Linked DNA regions of Homo sapiens: region 1 is linked to region 2. The links are chromatin contacts, found by Hi-C or POLR2A ChIA-PET in ENCODE. All regions are on one chromosome and are shown on one strand. Each heading gives the region's core, a stretch centred on a gene start or an enhancer-like site at or near the end of the contact. The rest is flanking DNA. Distances are from core to core; before and after follow the strand shown.

The links. Hi-C counts contacts between places; a loop is a spot of excess contacts on that map. ChIA-PET counts read pairs that join two places held with the same protein, here RNA polymerase II (POLR2A). Pooled maps may share reads with other maps.
Region 1: a loop to region 2 is called in a pooled map, with 2.2 times the contacts of the local background. The contact joins the enhancer-like site here to the promoter of SH2D6 in region 2. A Hi-C loop is called at or near these places in 2 of 50 pooled maps. POLR2A ChIA-PET finds 5 or more read pairs at or near these places in 9 of 52 experiments (B cell, Caco-2, H1 and 6 more).

Annotation. Positions count from the first base shown.
Region 1 is chr2:85,306,901-85,312,677 of GRCh38, forward strand. TCF7L1 (transcription factor 7 like 1) reads left to right here. Exons shown (of 12, transcript NM_031283.3): 11 at 742-817; 12 at 2,129-3,487. The coding sequence ends at 2,562. Among named protein-coding and RNA genes, the nearest start is that of TGOLN2, 18 kb to the right of the region's middle. RefSeq lists an enhancer at 2,736-3,619. Within about 2 kb of position 2,451, at least 23 of the 41 ENCODE cell types and tissues checked have a DNase peak (open chromatin) inside an H3K27ac peak, as active enhancers do; they include B cell, where a contact is called at or near this core.
Region 2 is chr2:85,414,344-85,420,366 of GRCh38, forward strand. SH2D6 (SH2 domain containing 6) reads left to right here and starts at 4,371. Exons shown (of 24, transcript NM_001394463.1): 1 at 4,371-4,587; 2 at 4,686-4,901. LOC105374841 (a long non-coding RNA gene) reads left to right here. Exons shown (of 3, transcript XR_940316.3): 2 at 456-627; 3 at 1,751-2,618. It also overlaps a transcript of CAPG not described here. RefSeq lists enhancers at 3,712-3,821, 3,818-4,353, 3,832-3,991.

The DNA.
Region 1 (5,777 bases), core at 1,201-3,700, 110 kb before region 2:
TGATCCGCCCACCTCGGCCTCCCAAAGCGCTGGGATTACAGGCGTGAGCCACCGCGCCCGGCCAGCGACTGCATTTATAGAGGACTCTTAAGATCAGGGAGAAGCCCATACTTCTCTAGAAATAAGGAAGGTGTTTTAATTCTCAGGAGGTCAACAAGTCCTGAGGACGGACTTCAGTTGATGCATTTCCCTTTGAACTGGACTCTGCCCTCGATTTCATAACACAGGGCACGGGGTTAGCTGTGGTAGGAAGAGTTGTCTCCAGCCACTCCTAACCCAGGGCTCAAAGACCAGTGTGTGAGCCTCAGGGGGCGTGTCTCTAAGCTCCCGGAAACCAAGCCAATTTTCGCATGCGTGTTCTTCTTTGCTTTTTTTCTGGTAAGAGGACCCACAGTTGCATCAAACTTTCAAAGGGACCTGGGACCCCTCAGAAAAGATCTAGAAGCACTGTTCTAGGGAGAGAAACAGAAAAACAGAGTCTGAAGGGCAGTGGAGGGAGGAGGCCTTCCAAGAAGGCCTGGACACCCGACCTGGAGGGGAAACGCGTTTGTAGGGGAGGAAGGGCTCCCTCTGCCTCCTCACGGGCTCCCACGGCTGTGATCTGAATTATCTCTCCACACTCTCCCTGAGGGATCGAGAGCAGTAAAGGGCAACGTCCTGTCTTCTCTCTGATCTGGGAGCCCCTGAGAAGCCAGCATTCTTCTCTCCCAGCTTACCTCTTCCTTTGGCTGTATTTTCCAGGGTAAGAAAAAGAAGAGGAAGAGAGAAAAGCAGCTGTCCCAGACACAGTCACAGCAGCAAGTCCAGGAGGCAGAGGGTGCGTCTCGGGGCACTGGCCTCTTCTCCTGCTTTTCCTTTTGTCACAGCCACACCTGCCCATGCTGTCTCTAGCTCCCTGATGGGTCAGGGCTTCTGCCTCGGTATTCGCGGGCGGGTATTATTACCCCTTTCTCGAGGTGGCCACTTAAGAGGCTCTGAGATGTGAAGGCATTTTCCCAGGCACTCTGCTTCAGTGGTGGTGGTAGGATTTGATCCCAGGACTTTGTCACTTCAAAGCCTAGACAATCTAATTCCATTGAAAAGTGAATCATCCTACCTGAGGGTTAATGGAATGAGGTTGAAATTGTCTTTGAAATACCCTTAGGAAGGCAGCACATGAGCCCCTGACATCCCACCTGTCAGTGGATCCAGGGGAGCCCGGGTTTCCTTGGATGTTTCTTTGGTTGAACACCAGAAAAAATTAGTTTGCTTGGGTTTAGGAGGCACTTTGTGTCAAAACCATGTATAAAATCTCTATATTACCAGAATCATGCCTAGCACAGAAAGATGCTCACACTGTGACGATTATTATTAATATTTAGGTCACGCCCCCCATCTCATGCTCACTCCAGGACAAGTGTATCGCTGCTTGCACGATGTAAAGTGCTTTCAATCTCTCTTCTTCATTCCTCCCTCCCTCCCTTTCTTCCTCCCTCCCTTTCACCTTCCCTCCCATTCTCCTTCCCTCCCTTTCCCCTTCCCTCCCTCCTTTTCTCCCTCCCTTTCTCTTTCCCTCCCTCTCTTTCCCTCCCTCTCCCCCTCCTTCCCTCCCTTCCCCCCCTCCCTTTCTTCTTCCCTCGCTTTCTCCTTCCGCCCTCCCTTTCTCCTTCCCTCCCTCCCTATTTCCTTGCCTCCCCTCCTCCCTTCCTTCCTTCCTTCCATTATACATAGGAGCGCACATGAGTGGAACCCGTACCTGCTACAGAACCCGCTGTCTGGCACGCTGTTCAGCAGGCATGCACTCTCTCTGACTGTATTAATACCATAAACCAAAGATTTCAAAGCAAACTGGAGATTCATCCCAAAAGTTACCAGCTTTAGGAAAGGAGGGTGGTCCTGTGAGACACTGAGCCGTCTTCTCTCCGATCTGATGCTGGGTGGATCTTCATCAGTTTGGGCGTTGCCTCTTCTCTGTGCTCTGGGTATTTGTGAATGCAGTTTCCTAGTCTTGAAAGCCTTGGAAGTAATGTCAGGTCCTCGCCAAAATCATCCCTGTGTCTCCAAAGCACATGTATCGCCAGGGCTGTTCCTCAGCCTCCTCCTCTCACAGAGCTATAGCTGCTCACTCTTTCTTGTATTTTCCCCCTAGGTGCCCTGGCCTCCAAGAGCAAGAAGCCATGTGTTCAGTACCTGCCCCCCGAGAAGCCCTGTGACAGCCCTGCCTCCTCCCACGGGAGCATGCTGGACTCCCCGGCCACTCCCTCTGCAGCTTTGGCCTCACCAGCTGCCCCTGCTGCCACCCATTCGGAGCAAGCCCAGCCCCTCTCCCTCACCACCAAACCAGAAACCCGGGCCCAGCTGGCTCTCCACTCTGCCGCCTTCCTGTCGGCTAAGGCTGCAGCCTCCTCCTCTGGGCAGATGGGCAGCCAGCCTCCCCTCCTGTCCCGGCCCCTCCCCCTTGGGTCCATGCCCACAGCTCTGCTGGCCTCTCCCCCGTCCTTCCCCGCCACGCTCCATGCCCACCAGGCCCTCCCGGTGCTACAGGCCCAGCCTCTTTCCCTGGTCACCAAGTCTGCCCACTAAGCTCCCCCCGACCCCTGCAGGCTGTCACATGACTCATTGAGTAGTAATGATTCAGAAGAAAAAGAAAAAGGAGACTTTATTGGTCAATATTTGACCACTCTGGACTGTTCTGTAAAGTGGCTGGTAACAACAGCACTTTACAGTTTGTAGATGTAACCAGTAGCTGATCTTAAGGCTTTTTTAAAAAACAAAACAAAACAACAAAAAAAAATCTTTATAAGAAAGAGAACTGAAAAGTAGCGTGCTATTCGTCCTGTAGGTGCTGTGGTGGATGGACCTGGGCAGAGGGCACTTCTCTCTCTTACCTCTCTTGCACTTTCTGTCTCCTGTCTCTTCTCGCCCCTGCCGCCTGCCCCAGCTTCCCCGACTCCATCTGCAGCTCTGCCATTGTGACATTTCCTGTTACCCAGCCCAAGTTTTCATCGTCTGCTCAATACCGTGGGTTCTTCTTCGTCCTCTGTCCTCTGCCCAGTGTGAGGCCATCACCATGTGAGAAGACATCTTGGCCTGATTTGCTGCCACCAGCGTCCCCTCCCTCAGTGGGCCCGAACTCGCCAGCCCCAGCTTTCAGTGGAGAAAGCGGTCCTCTGAAATGGTTTCCTCCCAACCCCCGCATTTAAAGGGACTCAAGGTGCCTGCCACTTCCTCAGCGAAGAAGTCTGTGTTCCTCCCCGTCCTTGCCAGTGGCGATCATCCCTTCACAATCCCAGAGTGGCAGGCGGGACCGGCCCCATGGTCTGGCTCCTGTCACCTGGGTCCGTGCCAGCACAATCTGCCAAAGTTCTAGAGACCCTGTTCCCTTCCCCATCACCTCACATGCTTCTTCTGTGTGTATTTCTTTTTGTTTTTATGGTTTTTGGAGCAATTTAAACTCCCAGTTGTTTATTTTCACAAAAGAAAATAAAATTGCAGTTGCAAGACCTTTTCTGAGTGTTTCTTTAGTGCTTTTGTTGAATCAAACCACCTGTTTGTTTCACTCCCAAACCCTGTGTTAGACTTTCGCAGATATGCAAAGGAAGATTGCCACTTGCCACAGGGGAATGTTAGGCATGCCTGACACCCTTAGAAAACCTGAACCCAGCTTCCTGTCTCAAATGTGCATGGGCCAGTCAGTGTCCATGACTGAGCTGCAAAGGGGGTAATCATTTTCACAGCTGATTTAAATGAATTTGCCGCCTGGAATGACATTCAGCTTATGCTTCTATCACCCATTTGACTCGTAATTGCCAAGATGTGAGGAAGCATCTTTTGGATACTTTCCATAGTATCTAGCACCACAATTAATTTTTTGTAACAGCTTTATGGAGATATACTTCAGCCATTTAAAGTTACACTTCACCCATTTAAAGTATACAGTTCAGCTGGGCAGAGCCGCTCTTGCCTATAATCCCAATGCTTTGAGAGGCTGAGGCAGGAAGATGACTTGAGGCCAGGAGTTCAGGACTAGCCTGGGCAACATAGCAAGACCTGATCTCTTTAAAAAAAAAAAAAAAAGCAACTAGCTGGGGATGGTGGCACACAAGCCTGTAGTCCCAGCTTCTCAGGAGGCTGAGGCAGGAGGATTGCTTGAGCTCAGGAGCTCAAGACTGCAGTGAGTTATGATTGTGCCACTGCATTCCAGCCTTCTCAACAGAGTAAGACTCTGCCTCAAACAAAAAAGGTATACAATTCAGGCTGGGTGCGATGGCTCACACCTGTAATCCTAGCACTTTGGGAGGCCGAGGCGGGTGGATCACCTGAGGTCAGGAGTTCGAGACCAGCCTGGCCAACATGGCGAAACCCCGTCTCTACTAAAAATACAAAAATTAGCCAGGCATGATGGTGCGCACCTGTAATCCCAGCTACTTGGGAGGCTGAGACAGGAGAATCGCTTAAACCCGGGAGGTGGAGGTTGCAGTGAGCCGAGACAGCGCCATTGCACTCCAGCCTGGGCAACAGAGCAAAACTTCATCTCAGAAAAGAAAAAAAAGTAGACAATTCATTGGCTGTATGTTCAGAGTTGTGCACCTATCACCAGTCAATTTTAGAAAGTTTTTGTCAGTCCCAAAGGAAGCCCCATATCCTTTGAAAATCACTCCACATTTTGCCCATCTCCCCCAGCCCTAGGCAACCACTAATCTACTTTCTGTCTCCAAACTTGTCTATTCTAGACATTTCATATACAGTCATGCATCGCTTAGCAACTGAGACAACGTTCTCACAAATGCGTCGTTGGGCAATTTTATTGTGTGAACATCATAGAGTGTAGTTAGAAAAACCTAGATGGTGTACACACCTAGGCTATATGGTATAGCCTATTGCTCCTAGGCTACAAGCCTGTACAGCATATGCTACTGTACTGAATACTGTAGGTGACTGTGACACAGTGGTGAGTGTTTATGTATCTAAACATAGAAAAGGTGGCTGGGCGTGGTGGCTCACGCCTGTAATCCCAGCACTTTGGGAGGCCGAGGCAGGTGGATCACTTGAGGTCAGGCAGGTGGATCACTTGAGGTCAGGAGTTCGAGACCAACCTGGCCAACATGTTGAAACCCCATCTCTACTAAAAATACAAAAATTAGCCAGGTGTGTGGCACATGCCTGTAATCCCAGCTACTTAGGAGGCTGAGGCACAAGAATCACTTGAACCCGGGAGGCAGAGTTTGCAGTAAGCCGAAAGCGCACCACTGCACTCCACCCTGGGCGACAGAGTGAGACTCTTTCTCAAAAAAAACAGAAACAAAACATAGAAAAGGTGCAGTAAAATCTGGTGTAAAAGATAAAAGATGGGCCGGGTGCAGTGGCTCAAGCCTGTAATCCCAGCACTTTGGGAGGCCGAGCAGGGTGGATCACCTGAGGTCAGGAGTTAGCGACCAGCCTGGCCAACATGATGAAACCCCGTCTCTACTAAAAATACAAAAAGTAACTGGGCGTGGTGGTGGGCGCCTGTAATCCCAGCTACTCAGGTGGCTGAGGCAGGAGAATTGCTTGAACCCAGGAGGCAGAGGTTGCGGTGAGCCGAGATCGCACCGTTGCACTCCAGCCTGGGCAACAAGATCAAAATTCTGTCTTGGGGAAAAAAAAAACAAAAAACAAGATAAAAGATGGCATAGCTGTATAGGGCATTTCCCAGGCATGGAGCTTGCAGGACTGGCAGCTGCTCTGGGTGCGTCAGTGAGTGGTGAGTAACCATGACGCTGTACACTTAGGCAACACTAGGTTTATAAAGAAATATT
Region 2 (6,023 bases), core at 3,121-5,620:
CTGGAAACATGAAGTCTTTGGGAGGCTCAGAGAGGGTAACTAACTTGTCCAGAGTGTCACATTGCTAGTTCAGTAGCAGAACTAAGATTTTTTTTTTTTTTTTTGAGACAGGGTCTCACTCTGTCGCGGCACCTGGAGTGCGGTGCTGTGATCACAGCTCACTACAGCCTCAACCTCCCAGGCTCAAGCAATCCTCCAGCCTCAGCCTCCTGAGTAGCTGGGACTGCAGGCATATGCCACCACGCCCAGCTAAACTTTTTTTTTTTTTTGGAGAGACTGTGTCTCACTCTATTGCCCAGGTTGGTCTCAAACTCCTGGGCTCAAGTGATCCTCCTGCTTTGGCCTCCCAAAGTGCTGGCATTATAGGCATGAGCCACCGCACCCAACTGCTGAACCAGGATTCTAACCCAGGCTGATCTGACCTGCAACACCTGACCCTTCTCTTCTTTATTCAGAGGAAAACAGGCCAGCAAGCATCTGCACCAGGAGGCCAGGCCTTCTGGAAATGTGTTGGACAGCGATGGGTCCACACTTCCGCCTTGGCTCCTGAATGTGGCATAGCCAACCCATGAGAGATGTCAGTTGACAAAGAGCATGAGGATCAGGCCATGGCCTTGTGACACAGTGGTAAGATCCTTTTGTGGGAGGCAGCTTCGAAAATCCCAACCAGAATGAGTTTCTCTGAAGTCCATGGGTGGGGCCTGGGGTAAGGAAACAATCTTTCTATCTGGGTGACCTCAGACAAGCACACTCCAGCAAGGAGTCCTCGGAAACCACCTCCCGCTGCCTACTATCTGCCTTCCTTTGACCAACTCTGCTCACTCTGCAGACTCAGCTTAAATATCCCTCCTCTGAAACTCCCTCTGCAGTGCTCCCCAGGTATTCTGGACATCAAGCCACTGGGCCACCTGCATCTACACGCCCATGGGAACACTTCTCAGGCACACCCGATAGCAAAAGTGGATTTGGATCCATGGGCAACCTGGCCTGCTTCCAGACAACTAGGCCTCTCCAAGGTTGTGCCCAGGCATAGTCCTTCCAGAGCATTCAGTTTTTGTTTTGTTTTGCTTAGGTCAAATTTATAGTGAAATGCACAAATCATGTGTACATTTAAATCAGTTTTGACAGATGCAACACCCATGTAACCCACATCCCTACCAAGATATAAAACACTTCTATCACACCAGAAAGTTCCCTCCCCACCATGTGCTTCCTCCACCATAATGTTAGCACCTCTAGCCAGGGACCGTGTCAAGTCATCCTTGCAATCCCAGCACCCTGCATAGCGCCCAGCAGGTAATAGGCACTCAAAAAAATTTTTACTGAATGCATTAACAGATTAGACAGCAAAACCCCCACATTCTAATACTGCCCAGATTCTGTTGCCTCGGGATAATCCCTTAAGACTTCCTAGCCACAGATTCCTCATCTGTGAAACGAGAACAGAAGCCCCAGTCCTCCTACCTTGGAAGGTTGTGAGGATTCAATGAAAGGCTGCTTTTTTTCTTTTTTCTTTTTTTTTAAGAGACAGGGTCTCACTCTGTCACCTAGGCTCTGGAGTGCAGTGGCATGATCATAGCTCCCTGCAGCCTTGAACTCCTGAGCTCAAGTGATCCTCCTTCCTCGGCCTCCCAAAGTGCTGGGATTACAGGAGTGAGCCACTGTGCCCAGCCGGGAGGATCCGCAAAAAGAATGAAGGCCTGGACAATGCAAGATACCATCACCATTATTAATAAACTCCTACTTCTAGGATGAACACCTGGCTGAAGAAACCCAGGAGAGAGAAGCACTGGACACTGGCTTCTGGGCTTAGCTGCTTGGACTCTGGCCAAGGTCTGGGGATGTCCAGGACAATCAGCTTTCTGCTTCTGTGCCCATAAACTCGGGGTATGGACTCATTTCCAGTGCTGAGAAGTTCTGAAATTGCAAAAGATTCTTCCTAGCAAGTTCTCGACCTGTCTTCTAACTACCCTGCCATGTGGCCCTCTCTGGGCCTCAGTTTCCCATCTGTGAATGAAAGCACTAGACTCGAAGGGTCCCTTCTGGCTCCTCTAACTCCAACCGAGAGGCACAGCTCAGGCTGAGCAGTTGCATTTCCTCATCACGGGGGACTGACAGGGATCTTTTGCAATGCTCAATTCTAACATCAAAATTCCCCCAAATATTCCTTTTTTTTTCTTTTTTCGAGACAGAGTCTCACTCTTGTCGCCCAAGCTGGAGTGCAATGGCACAATCTCAGCTCACTGCAACCTTCCCCCCCGCCGGTTCAAGTGATTCTCCTGCCTCAGCCTCCCGAATATCTGGGACTACAGGCGCACGCCACTATGCCAGCTAATTTTTTTGTATTTTTAGTAGAGACAGGGTTTCATCATTTCGGCCAGGCTAGTCTCGAACTCCTGACCTCAGGTGATCTGCCTGCCTCGGCCTCCCAAAGTGTTGGGATTACAGGTGTGAGCCACCTCACCGGCCCCAAATATTTATTTGAAGACATTGATTCAGGATGCTTCTAGCCATTAAATTTGATTTGCAAATGAATTTTTCTGGATCACCTCACAGGCCCTGGGGAATGGCCAGGGGTCTGGGTGGCCATATTTTCCGAATAAAGCTCAAAACCAAAACTTTGGTTTTGCCTTTTCTTAAATCACTGCTAGGTGCTCAGGGGCAACCAGAACAGTGACATGCTGGAATTCCTTGTGACTTCTTGGGAAAGTGGGACTGTCCAGTACAGCATGAGTGGCCTGGGGAGGGCACCAGGTGCCTGGGATGGGGGGACTAGTCCCCCAGAAGACAAGTTTACCCCTGTACAGCCAGCGTCACACTGGGTACTCAACACCATAACAGCTAACACTATTGTGTGCTGCCACTATATGCCAGGTGCTATCCTTGATATGATTTTCTCATTTAATCCTTGCATTTACTCTCTAACATGGATCCTCTTATTATCCTCCTTTGACAGATGAGGAAACAGAGATAAAGAGAGATAAAGTAGGTCAAAATCACTTGTTCTAGGTCCCACTTAGTAAGCGGCAGAGGATAGATGGGAGCCATGTAGTGGGAGTCCATGCCCTCCCCACTATCACCGCATGCTAGTGCCAGTTGTGAGTCCTTTCACATGCAAACAGCTATCTCAGCTCTTTTTTTTTTTTTTTTTTTTTTTGAGACAGAGTCTGGCTCTGTTGCCCAGGCTGGAGTGCAGTGGCACCATCTCGGCTCACTGCAAACTCCGCCTCCTGAGTTCAAGCAATTCTCCTGCCTCAGCCTCCCGAGTAGCTGGGATTACAGGCACGTGCCACCACGCCCGGGTAATTTTTTCTATTTTTAGTAGAGATGGGGTTTCGACATGTTGGCCAGGCTGGTCTTGAACCCCTGACCTCAGGTGATCTGCTTGCCTCAGCCTCCCAAAATGCTAGGATTACAGGCGTGAGCCACTGCGCCCGGCCATACCCTCCCTTTTGAGGTGAGGCTCTTGAAGGCCCAGACCTTTCCTCCAGTGCTTTGAGGTCTGATCCTGATGATAATAACACCTCACTCATAACCTGGACTTCACAGTTTACAAAACACCCCTCCTCCTCACCCCCTCCCAAACTCGGTTTATTTTTGTCGTTAAAGCAGAGTTGTAGGCCAGGGTGGACCATAGGTTTTCTTGGTCACGAGAGACTTCCTCCCTCCCTGGGCTCCCCTCTGTAGTGGTGCCAAATAAAAATCTGATCAGTCAAGCCTGTAAGGTAACTAGCGCTAATGTGCAGAGCCAGTCCTGGGCAGGCCTGTTCATTATTTTGCACACTCTTACACCGAAAGGGCCCAGGACCCTCGCCTGACCCAGCCTTGCCTGCCAGGCCTGGGCTGGGTCTCCCAGCCCAAATTCTCACAAGAGGGCCGACTCCGGCCAGAGCGCGCCCCTCTTTGTGCCTCGGTTTGCCCACCTAGAGGTCAGTCCCGCAGGCGTGGCGGGTACATCTCAGGGTCGGCAGAAAGTGCCACCGGGAGCCCAGCCGGAGTTGAGGGCCTCGCGCCGGGCCCACTGTCCAGATCCAGGGCTCACGAGAAAAACGAGGACGCAGGAGAGCCACACGCCAGGACGCGTGTAAGGCCCCAACCCGGCCCCAGCCTGGGCCCTAGACCCCTAAGAACTACAAATCCCAGCAGGCAGTGGGCCGCGGGGCGGGGTCTCGGAAGCTGCGGCCTGTGGTGCCTTTGCTGAGCCCAGGTCCGGAGGGCCCTCGGGGACGGGAGCACCACAACAGACCCCCGGACACACTTACACACACAGTCTCACAAACACACAGTCACACACGCACACACACACACGCGCGCGCGCGCGCCTTTTGGCCCCTCCCCTACAAACTACAAATCCCGGCAGGCAGCGGGCCGTTGGGCGGGGCCTTGGGTGCTGATCCGGACGCAAAGATTGCGCCAGCCAGGGTGGGATCCCGGTAGCTAGGTGGGGGCTACCCTGCTGGGGAAGAGATGGCCTTCTCTCCTCGCAAACCCAGCTCCCCACCCCTGCACGCGCCCCTCTGCCCTGGAGTCGCTGGTCCGAGCCCTCCTTCTCTGCGAACCTGAGCCCCGCCCTGCCCTCCCTACGAGGTTGGGGCCGTGGGAGATGAAGATGGTGGGTGGGGGGTTGGGCCCACAGCCTGCTAAGCAGGCAGAGTGGCCTCCTGAACCCTTCCTCCATCGCCTAGAGCAAACTCCCATTCCTGGAAGGAGGAGCAGCCCAGACCCTGAGACTGGACTAGGTCTGTTAGGGTCCCTGTGTGGCCGGCAGGACTCGTGGTGAAGCCCGGGGAAGGCCTGGGTCCTCCAGGTCAGGGATGTAGGTCCCAGGGTGTGCAGGCCGCGGTATCTGACCATCGTCGGCGCCCTGCGCCCAGGCATCAATTTTACATGGCAGAGTCAAGGTGAGGTTAGGAGGCTGCCAGGAGGTAATAACCAGGGCGCTCGCATTCAGCATCCTCTCTCTCAAAGCACTCTCCTCACACCTCAGGGTCAAATGTCAGAGCTCTTGTCCTAACTTCCCAGGTTGCCCAAGGAGCTTCTGAGGCGCTACAGAAGGGACTTACCCAGACCCTTCAGTGCAAGCCAGGAACTCAGGGTCCGGCCTGCTCGGTAGGATGAGCTGTGCTGAGGCCCTACTTCATCCACCCTTCTGGGCCAGGGCAGCCTCTTTCCAGAGGCCTCTTCTCAGCTGATTTCTGGCTCCCAAGCGGGAGACTCAGGTTACACCTGTATCGGGAGCAGTGACACCACAGTGGCCAGCAACACATTGGACTTTCTGTCTCCAACTCCATTTTCAGCTTTTACACTTCCTGATCTGGGCATATACTGCTACATACTGGATCATCAAGGAAGGAGGAAAATACCTAGTCAATGAAGGTTTAGCCATGACCTTGTAAGTCAGTGAGATTTCATTCTTGTGTGGTTAGTTCGAGGCGAGCTACTTCCTAGAAATATTTCATTTGATCTCTAAACACCTAGAAACAGCTCCAAAAGGGATATTCAAAGTAGATTGCCCAGATTCTCTTGATAGCAGATGTGGGGTTCATATTAACTGGTCGCGTGGTCTCTAAGCATGCCTATTTCTGCCTGGGAAGTTCTCAAAGGTTTGGTTTTCTGAGTGTTTCTGTTAAAACAATCAGCCTTTTGTTGAGTAGCCCTTTTGCCCCTAGAGAGGAGAGATAGGTACCATAGAAACTTGGAGACAGCTATTGACTCAGTCCCTGGACTCTTTAATAAGAGCCCGTTCTGTTTTGTTTGTTTGTTTGTTTGTTTGTTTCCTGAGACAGAGTCTCGCTCTGTCTCCCAGGCTGGAGTGCAGTGGCGCAATCTCGGTCCACTGCAACCTCTGCCTCCCGGGCTTAAGCGGTTCTCCTGCCTCAGCCTGCCTCAGCCTCAGTAGCTGGGATTATGGGATCACAGGCGCACACTACCACGCCTGGCTAATTTTCGTATTTTTAGTAGAGACGGGGTTTCACCATGTTGGCCAGGCTGGTCTCGAACTCCTGACCTCAGGTGATCAGCCC